Linked DNA regions of Homo sapiens: region 1 is linked to region 2. Evidence: read pairs that join two places in POLR2A ChIA-PET (ENCODE). Cell type or tissue: OCI-LY7. All regions are shown on one strand. Links, peaks and the distances in the headings refer to the core of each region. The heading gives the core; the rest is flanking DNA. Region 1 overlaps CASQ1 (calsequestrin 1). Region 2 has its middle 11 kb from the start of CD84.

What was found. Peaks named below come from ENCODE experiments on the same cell type or tissue, not always from the same donor. Only the 100,000 strongest peaks of a DNase experiment are listed, where the experiment ranks them.
Region 1: POLR2A ChIA-PET joins it to region 2 with 5 read pairs; 2 of 35 experiments call an interaction of 5 or more read pairs at or near these places.

The regions. Positions count from the first base shown.
Region 1 is chr1:160,197,312-160,201,709 of GRCh38, reverse strand. It overlaps CASQ1 (calsequestrin 1), which reads right to left. Exons shown (of 11, transcript NM_001231.5): 7 at 4,096-4,141; 8 at 2,979-3,033; 9 at 2,657-2,757; 10 at 1,785-1,859; 11 at 1-465. The coding sequence ends at 334. Among named protein-coding and RNA genes, the nearest start is that of PEA15, 5.9 kb to the left of the region's middle. In OCI-LY7, for the core only: no CTCF peak of the experiment used is centred there; no DNase peak of the experiment used is centred there.
Region 2 is chr1:160,588,499-160,592,896 of GRCh38, reverse strand. No RefSeq gene overlaps it. Among named protein-coding and RNA genes, the nearest start is that of CD84, 11 kb to the right of the region's middle. In OCI-LY7, for the core only: no CTCF peak of the experiment used is centred there; a DNase peak (open chromatin) is centred at 2,210.

The DNA.
Region 1 (4,398 bases), core at 222-4,221, 390 kb after region 2:
AACAGAACAGAGATGGGGCCCATATATATGGCTAGAGGAGAATCACAAGAAAGAGTATGGAGAGTGATGGAAGAGACACATAATAGATACAAGTAAGTTATGGGATAAGAAACAGAAGTCAGATAAGAGAGAGCTGGCCTGGTGTCTAGGGAAAAGTAGCTCATTTGCTCATCAAATGAGGGGGATCAGTGTCTCAGCACCCAGCATATAGACCCCAGTTAGCTCTATGGCAGAGAATAACCTAGTCTCCCTGGAGGAACTCAGGGAAGGACAAGGGAAGGCAGGAGAGAGCATGAAAAGACCAGTGGGGCTGAAAGATGGTTGCCATAGCAACTAGTCATCATCATCATCGTCATCGTCCTCTGTGTTGATCTCGCCCTCCAGGACATCCTCCAGCCAGTCCTCCAGCTCCTCAGCAGAAGGCAGGTCCTCCTCATCGTCCATTTCCATCCATACGCTATCCGCCTAGGAGATGGCACAGGCAGGGACGGAAGCTAAGTCCAACCCGGGTCTTAGGATCTGTCTTCCCACTCACTGGACTCTGTACATCCTTCCCTACATTCTCAGTCCCTTCCTTTCATCTGCCAAAGGCCAGGGAAACTGTCCAGGTGAAGGTATGGGTTATGGGTTAGAATAGTGACAGGTGAGAGTGGGAAGAAAAGTTGGATTGGCAAATAGACCTTCTCCCTTCAATCTGTCTCCCGTGCTCTTGCCACACTGAACTTCCCTATTATGCCTTTGGTGCAAAACCACTGGTAGCTCTTCATGGCTTATAAGAATAAAGTTAGCAACTCTTCGGCATTCAGGACATTTCTTTCTTTCTTTCTTTTCTAAAAGAGACATGGTCTCACTCTATTGCCCGGGCTGAAGCGCAGAGGGGCAGTCATGGCTCACTGCAGCCTTGAACACCTGGCCTCAAGTGATTCTCCCACCTTGGCCTCCCAAAATGCTGGGATTACAGGCCTGAGCCACTACCCTGGCCCCAGGGCTTTTCATAACCTGCTTTTCTAGTACCATTCTCAGTGATCTCTAGACTCTCAACCATAAAAATCCACCTGCCTTTTCCGGGAACCTGATATTCATTTTCCTGTTTTTAACTTTTGATCTTGCTTTTTCCTCAGTTTGGAAATGACTTCCCTGAATCATCACTTGTTGAAATCGTATACATTGTAGAATCTCCATTTTGAATATCACTTTTTCTTAAACTTTTCTCTGATTCTGTCAAGCAGAAATCAATGTGATCCTGTGTCTTATTTGTATCGTTATTATAAAGTTTATCAGATCTGGCCTTGTAGTTAATGGAACACTTGCCTCTCTAATTAGTCTGAGAATTCTATGAAAGCAGAGACTGTGGCTCATTCAGTTCAACTTAGCAGTTTTGAAGCACCTACTGTGTGTGCATAAGAAGACTTCTGCCCTGAACAAGCTCAAAAATCTACTGGAAGAGACACACATAATACATAAATAGCCATTTAAATGTCATGTTCTCAATGGCTATTGAGCCCTGGGAGTGCCAGGGAGGGAATGATTTTAAATGGGAGATCTGGAAAGACTTCACAGAGGAGAAAGAATTTGAACTGGGCCTTGAAGGATGAGCCACTGATTCCAACATGTGGGACAGGGCCACATTCAGATCCTAAGTCTCCCCCTCCATCCAGCCACTAGACTGGGCATGTCTGCGTCCTGTGAGAAGGGCCCAACTCCTAGTTAGCAGAGAGGAGGAGAGCTAGCTATGCTAGGAAGTAGAGTCGGGGGTCAACCCGGGATGAGGACAGGAAACTCACATCAGTAACATTGACGACTCCTATTTGTGGGGCTGACAAGTCGATGTCAAACGTCTTCTCCCAGTATGGGACCAGCTGTAGAGAGATCAAAATACAGCAACTTAATAGATACTAGGGAGCACATGAATCCAGGAGGATGAGTGTGAGGGTCAGCCCAGGGATGGAGAGGGGACAGTGCGAACTGGCAGTGGATGGGGACAGGTCCACCTGTGAGGGCATCAAGGCAAGGGTAGAACTAAACAACAAAAGAGGAGAAATCCTAAAGGGAGAGAATCGGGAGGGTCAGCTGGGTGCACTGGCCCCTCTTTTCTGAGGAAAACTGGATAGGAAACCCTGTTCTGATCCTGGATCAGATCCTTGTGTTCAAGGTCAAGTCACTTCTCTCTGGCCCTCAGATCTTACATTTCTAAAATAAGGCAAGTATACCTGGTAAGTGCCAATGTTTCTCACGTTTCTCTTTGTTCTTTCAGTTACTCATTCAACAGCGAGTGCTAGGTGTTGGGAATGTAGCTGAGAACAAAATCATCTCCTGAAACAGGGAATCTCTGTGCTATGATTCTATGATTGAGTGTGTATACCCATGTGCAGGACTATTGTGCCTCACAACATTGGTTTTCTTTAGGAGTCAGCCCTAGCACCTGAGCTACCCATCCAGCCTCTGCTCTGGGAATGTGTGTGATGTCCGTCCTGTTTCCCCTTGCTCAGGATGCCCTCCATGCCAACAGTGCCCTTAAGCATGCAACACGCATACCCTCCCAGGGCCCCCCAGCTAGGAGGTGGGGATGGGACCTCTGAAACAAAGCCCTCACTAAGAAGATGTCACAGTCCAAGGCCCCACCTTAAGATAGCAGTGCCTGAGCTGTGCCTCTTACCAGGGGGAAGTCATCAGGGTCAATCCAGATGATGCTAAGATCTGGGTTTTCAGTGTTATCTTGGGCCACAGCCTTGAGAGTCTCTAAGAACTCGAAACCATCTTGGAGGGAACACAAGTACAAGGTATGAGGTGTGTAGAGAGGAAAGGGACCCAGGTGAAACAGGAGTGCAGAGCTACCTCCCTGCTCCCCAAGCTTCACATGTCTAGCCCTAGGCTGTTTGCAAACTCCCAGGAAAGCCTCCTAGTGAGGCCCATGCTCCAATAAACACACCCACCTCCCCCTGCCTTCCCTCCAGTCCAACCCGGTATTCCTCCCTCACCAGGATCAGCTTCCTCTGCGAAGGCCACAATGTGGATTCCATCCATATCATCCTCCTGTCAGGGGGTAAGAAGGAGAACAGGGTTTTGGAGAAGACCTTACTATACTCCCTGAAGTTGAGGAGCCCAGAACAGATCCTAGATGTTCATTGAACCTCAATTTTGTGGAAATCCAGCTTCAGGACCAGATATATTCTTTCGTTTTTTGGGGTTTGTTTTTTTTTGTTTTTGAGACAGAGTTTCACTCTGTCCCCCAGGGTAGAGTGCAATGGCGCGATCTCGGCTCACTGCAACCTCCGCCTCCCGGGTTCAAGCGATTCTCCTGCCTCAGCCTCCTGAGTAGCTGGGATTACAGCCATGCGCCACCACACCTGGCTAATTTTGTATTTTTAGTACAACATTGTTTCACCTTGTTGATCGGGCTGGTCTCAAACTCCTGACCTCAGATGATCTGCCTGCCTCAGCCTCCCAAAGTGCTGGGATTACAGGCGTGAGCCACTGCGCCTGGCCATATATATTCTTGTGATGGTGACCTTTTTCCAAGTGACACTCCTTTCAGCTCCAAGGCCCCACACTTCCTCTGATAATCCCTTTATCCCCAGGCTTGAGGCTCTTCCCTTGTCATCTTCAATTATGTCTGTCTCCCATTTCCTCACACATTCTTCAGTGTAGAAATCTTTCAGTTGCTGCTAGTGCACTGTTTTTTCTTTTTTCTTTTTTTTTGAGACGGAGTCTCACTCTGTCCCCCAGGCTGGTGTGCAGTGGCGGATCACTGCAAGCTCCGCCTCCTGGGTTCAAGCCATTCTCCTGCCTCAGCCTCCCAAGTAGCTGGGACTACAGGCGCCCGCCACCACACCCTGCTATTTTTTTTGTATTTTCAGTAGAGATGGGGTTTCACTGTGTTAGCCAGGATGGTCTCGATCTCCTGACCTCGTGATCCACCCACCTTGGCCTCCCAAAGTGCTGGGATTACAGGCATGAGCCACCACACCCAGCTGGTCAGTGCACTGTTTTTTCTAAAAATGGGCCTGAGGAGCAGTAGGGTGGGGTTTTTCTAGGACTTGAGTCTTCTGGCACCCATGCTTCCCTGAGGGCTTGACCCTGGCCAGGGGCACTCACCCAGGTCTCATACATACTCTCCGGCTTCAGTTTCCTCAGGGTTGATCTAGAAGAGACAGACAGAGTGTCATTACTCAGTGGGTTAGAAGGATGCCCCCTCCAGAGGGTCCTGTAGCAAAGGCTGCCTCTAGGTCAGGCCCAGGGCACAGACAGCTTGTAGCCTACAACAAAGCCATCTGGCAAGGCCTCAACTCTGGGCACCAGGCCCGGCTCATTGCATGGTTAAAGCGGTGGGAGAGGGGAGGGTGGGCAAAGGGACTGGAAGAGAGACTGGGGGAGAAAGGCAAGAACTGGACATCAGGA
Region 2 (4,398 bases), core at 319-4,318:
CAACCAATGGAATAGGAGAGAGAGCCCAGAAATAAACTGGGCTCACACATCTATGGTCAACTGATTTTTGACAAATGTGCCAAAAATGCACAATGAGAAAAGGATAGTCTCTTCAAGAAATGGTGTTGGGAAACTGAATATCTACTTACGGAAGAATGAAAATGAACCCTATCTCACCCCTTATGTAAGAATCAACTCAAAATGGATTAAGACTTAAATGTAAAACCTGAAACTCTAAAACTAATAGAAGAAAACATAGAGAAAATGCTCCTTAATATTGGCCTGGGCAGTGATATCTTAGAAATGATACCAAAAGAATAGGCAACAAAAGCAAAAATGAATAAATGGGATTGCATCAAACTAAAAAGCTTCTGCACAGCAAAGGAAACAATTAACAGAGTGAAGAGACAAACCACAGATAGGGAGAATATATTGGTAACATACATTGGATAAGGGGTTAATAATCCAAAATATATATAAGGAACTCAAACTACTCAATAACAAGAAACAAATAAGCCTACTAAAAATGAGCAAATGACTTGAGTAGACATTTATTTAAAAAAGACATACAAATGGTCAACAGATACATGAAAAACCACATAACATCTCTCATCATAAGAGAAATGCAAGTTAAAAACAAAATGAGCAATCACCTCATACCTGTTAGATTGGCTATTACCAAAGAGATGAAAGATAAGTGTTGGCAAGGATGTAGAAAAAGGGAATACTTATACACTGTTGGTGGTATTGTAAATTTTTTCTCCAGCCATTTTAGAAGACAGTATAAAGGTTCCTCAAAAAAACTAAATAGAAAATTAACACATGATTCAGCAATCTCACTACTGGGCACATACTCAAAGGAACTGAAATCAGTATATCAAAGAGATGTCTGCATTCCCATATCCATTGCAGCACTGATCACAATATCCAAGATATGGAAACAACTTACGTGTCCATCAGTGCACAAACAGATTTTTAAAATGTGCTACATATACACAATAGAATACTATTCCACCCCCCAAAAAACAAACAAAACCAAAAGAACAGAAAATTCTGTCATGAACCTAGAGGACATTATGTTAAGTGATATAAGCCAGGTGCAGAGGGATAAATACCATATGATCTCGCTTGTATGTGGAATCTAAAAAAGGTGAACTCATAGAAGTAGAGAGTAGAATAGTGGTTATCAGAGTCTGGGGATTGTGGGGGTTGATGGGGAAAAGGAAGACGTTGGTCAATGGGAACAAAGTTTTAGTTAGCAGTAACAAATTCTGGTGCTCTATTGCACAGCACAGTGACTATAATAATAATATATTGTCCCTGGCTAACACGGTGAAACCCCGTCTCTACTAAAAATACAAAAAACTAGCCGGGCGTGGTGGCGGGAGCAGGTAGTTCCAGCTACTCAGGAGGCTGAGGCAGGAGAATGTCGTGAACCTGGAAGGCGGAGCTTGCAGTGAGTTGAGATTGTGTCACTGTACTCCAGCCTGGGCAACAGAGCAAGACTCCATCTCAAAAATAATAATAATAATAATAATAATAATATATTGTTTATCTCAAAATAGCTAAAACAGGATTTCAAATGTTCTCACCACAAAGAAATGATAAATATTTGAGGTGACGGATATGCTAATTAGCCTAAATTCATAACTCCATATTGTATATATGTATTAAAACACCACATTGTACTTTATAATATATATAATTATTATTTGTCAATTTAAAATAAAATAAAACTTTAAAAAAATAGATAAAAGAGACCCCAGAAAGCTAGCTCTTCTCCTCTACCATGTGAGGACACAGAGAGAAGGTGTCTTCTATGAGAACATAGGCTTGCACTAGGCACTGAATCTGCCAACCCCTATCTTGGACTTCCCAACCTCTAGAACTGTGAGAAGTAAATGTTTGTTGTTTACAAGCCACTCGGTTTATAGTATTTTGTTATAGCAGCCCAAACAGACTAAAATACAGAATATCTTCCGTTTAGCAGAATTTACTCGGAGCTTACCAAGTACCCCAGCACTTACAGAGAAATTAGTTTCTCAATTTAAAATATTGAGTCTATAAAGAAGAGCCATTTAAGGCACCAATACATTTGTCCAGCAAAGTTATCTCTCCCCAAGCCCTGGCTATAGGCTGCACCACTGCCTCTGCAACTGTGACCTTGGCTCCAGCCACCATGCTTCCTCACACACCAGGCACCAGCTACTTAGTCTGCAGGAGGGTGAAGGGCTCTGCAAGGCAAGTGGAAAATCTAGCTCACCACAGAATGGTGGCTGCCATTAAATAACCACAAAACGCAAATTTGAAGAAGCTTACAGGTAATTTTATAAGATAATTAAAGTAATAAGATCAAAGTTAGTTAAAAAGTACATTTTTAGAAAAATAATCCAGTGACTTTGTATGAGAGACAGATACGGCTAAAAAACTGCAACTGTGTGCCTATGTACCAGGAATAATTATTCTAATTATGTTGTTGTTGATGTGCAGATGACCAATAATATAAATATAGTTTAATATATAAGTAGTAATAAATAAAATTTTGATCTTACCTCAATAAACATAAATATATTTTATGTTTATTTTTAGAAATAATTTTATTTATGAAAATGTCTTTAATAAAACTATTTTACCAGTTTACCAATTTAATAAAAATATATTTTTCACCCAATATATTAATATTTCAAAAAATCAAATAACAATTAGTCTAGTGCTTCTTTATCCCAAACATCTCCTTGTTTGGATAATAAATTATATCTTTACTCTAGGCCAGGCACAGTGGCTCACTCCTGTAATCCCAGCACTTTGGGAGGCCAAGGCAGGTGGATACCTGAGGTCAGGAGTTTGAGACCAGCCGGCCAACATGGTGAAACCCTGTCTCTACTAAAAATACAAAAATTAGCTAGGTGTGGTGGCGGGTGCCTGTAGTCCCAGCTACTGAGGAGGCTGAGGCAGGAGAATCACATGAACATGGGAGGTGGAGGTTGCAGTGAGCCAAGATCACACCATTGCACTCCATCCTGGGTGACTGAGCATGACTCTGTCTCAAAAAAAAGAAAAAAAATTATATTTACTCTAGAAAGAGGAGAATAAAGAACTGACCAATAGAGTTCTATAGAGATCACTGATAAACTTGATAGAAGGAGCCTTAGTGGACTCAGGAGCTGTATTGGAGAAGGCTAAAAATAAAATAAAGTGAAGTAAGGAAGTGGAGAGATGACAATATATTTATTTTTTAATATGTTTTGCTTTTAATAAGAGCAAAGAAAATGAGACAGTGTATAGTGGAAGAAGCGAGGTCAGGAGATATTATTTTTGCAACTAGGTTATAAAGTATATATCTATGTGTGTTTGTGTTGTTGCCCAGTAATGAGGCAGCAATTGATGATGCAGGATGGAGGTAAAGGGATAGAGTCCAACTAACCAGAAGATTGACTTTTCATTCAAAGCCACAGTTGCAACCTTCTGGTAGACACGTTAGTTTTTCTCTTCCTTATTCTGCTTAATTCCCATATTATTAGATCTTTATTTGTCTTTTTTGTAAGCATAAATAGTAACATAAATAGAATAACAAAAATAGTATAATTCTGGTACATAGTTGTATTAGTTTTTCAGCTATATCTCTCTATACAAGATTACTGGAATTATTAAGAATGTCTTTTTAAACTAACATGAGTCTTATTAATTTGGTTATCTTCTTTTCAAATCAGTTTTGAAAAAATAGGAATGAAAAAGAGGAAGCAAGAGAAGGAAGAAGGAAGGGAAAAATGTTTTTATTTAAAAGCAGAACCTTTCTCTATGCTTTGAAGATATGGATTAGATGCTAATAATTGTCTCTGAGCAAATAACCTAAGAAATGTGTGTGCGCATATGTGTTTGTGTGTGTGTGTGTGTGTGTGTGTGTGTGTGTGTGTAGGGGACTTGCTGTTCTTTTCATTGTTTTCCCTAAGTAATTGGAGAAAATGCCAGTAAGCCTTAGCTGACATTTCATGGTCTTTCTGACCAACAGTTAAATCCAAGCTTCTTTGTTTTACATTACCCCAAAATAGATTTCCTTATGCTGATACAGAGAAAGTAATTAGGTCCTTCAATTCAGCTTGCATGTTGAGAATACCAAAATTGTCACAAAATTTAGCCCTTCCCGTCCTGATATTTATCATGTTAGGTTACTCACATGCTGCTGCTGATCGTGTTTTTGAGTCAACTAGAAAAGCACAATCCATTAGATAAATAACCTCTAAGTTCATGACCCCATACACTAGGTAGTTGAGAAAACTGCATAAGAATGAAAACATTTTGGCTGGGCGCAGTGGCTCATGCCTGTAATCCCAACACTTTAGGAGGCCGAGGTGGGCAGATCACCTGAGATCAGGAGTTCAGGACTAGCCTGGCCAACAC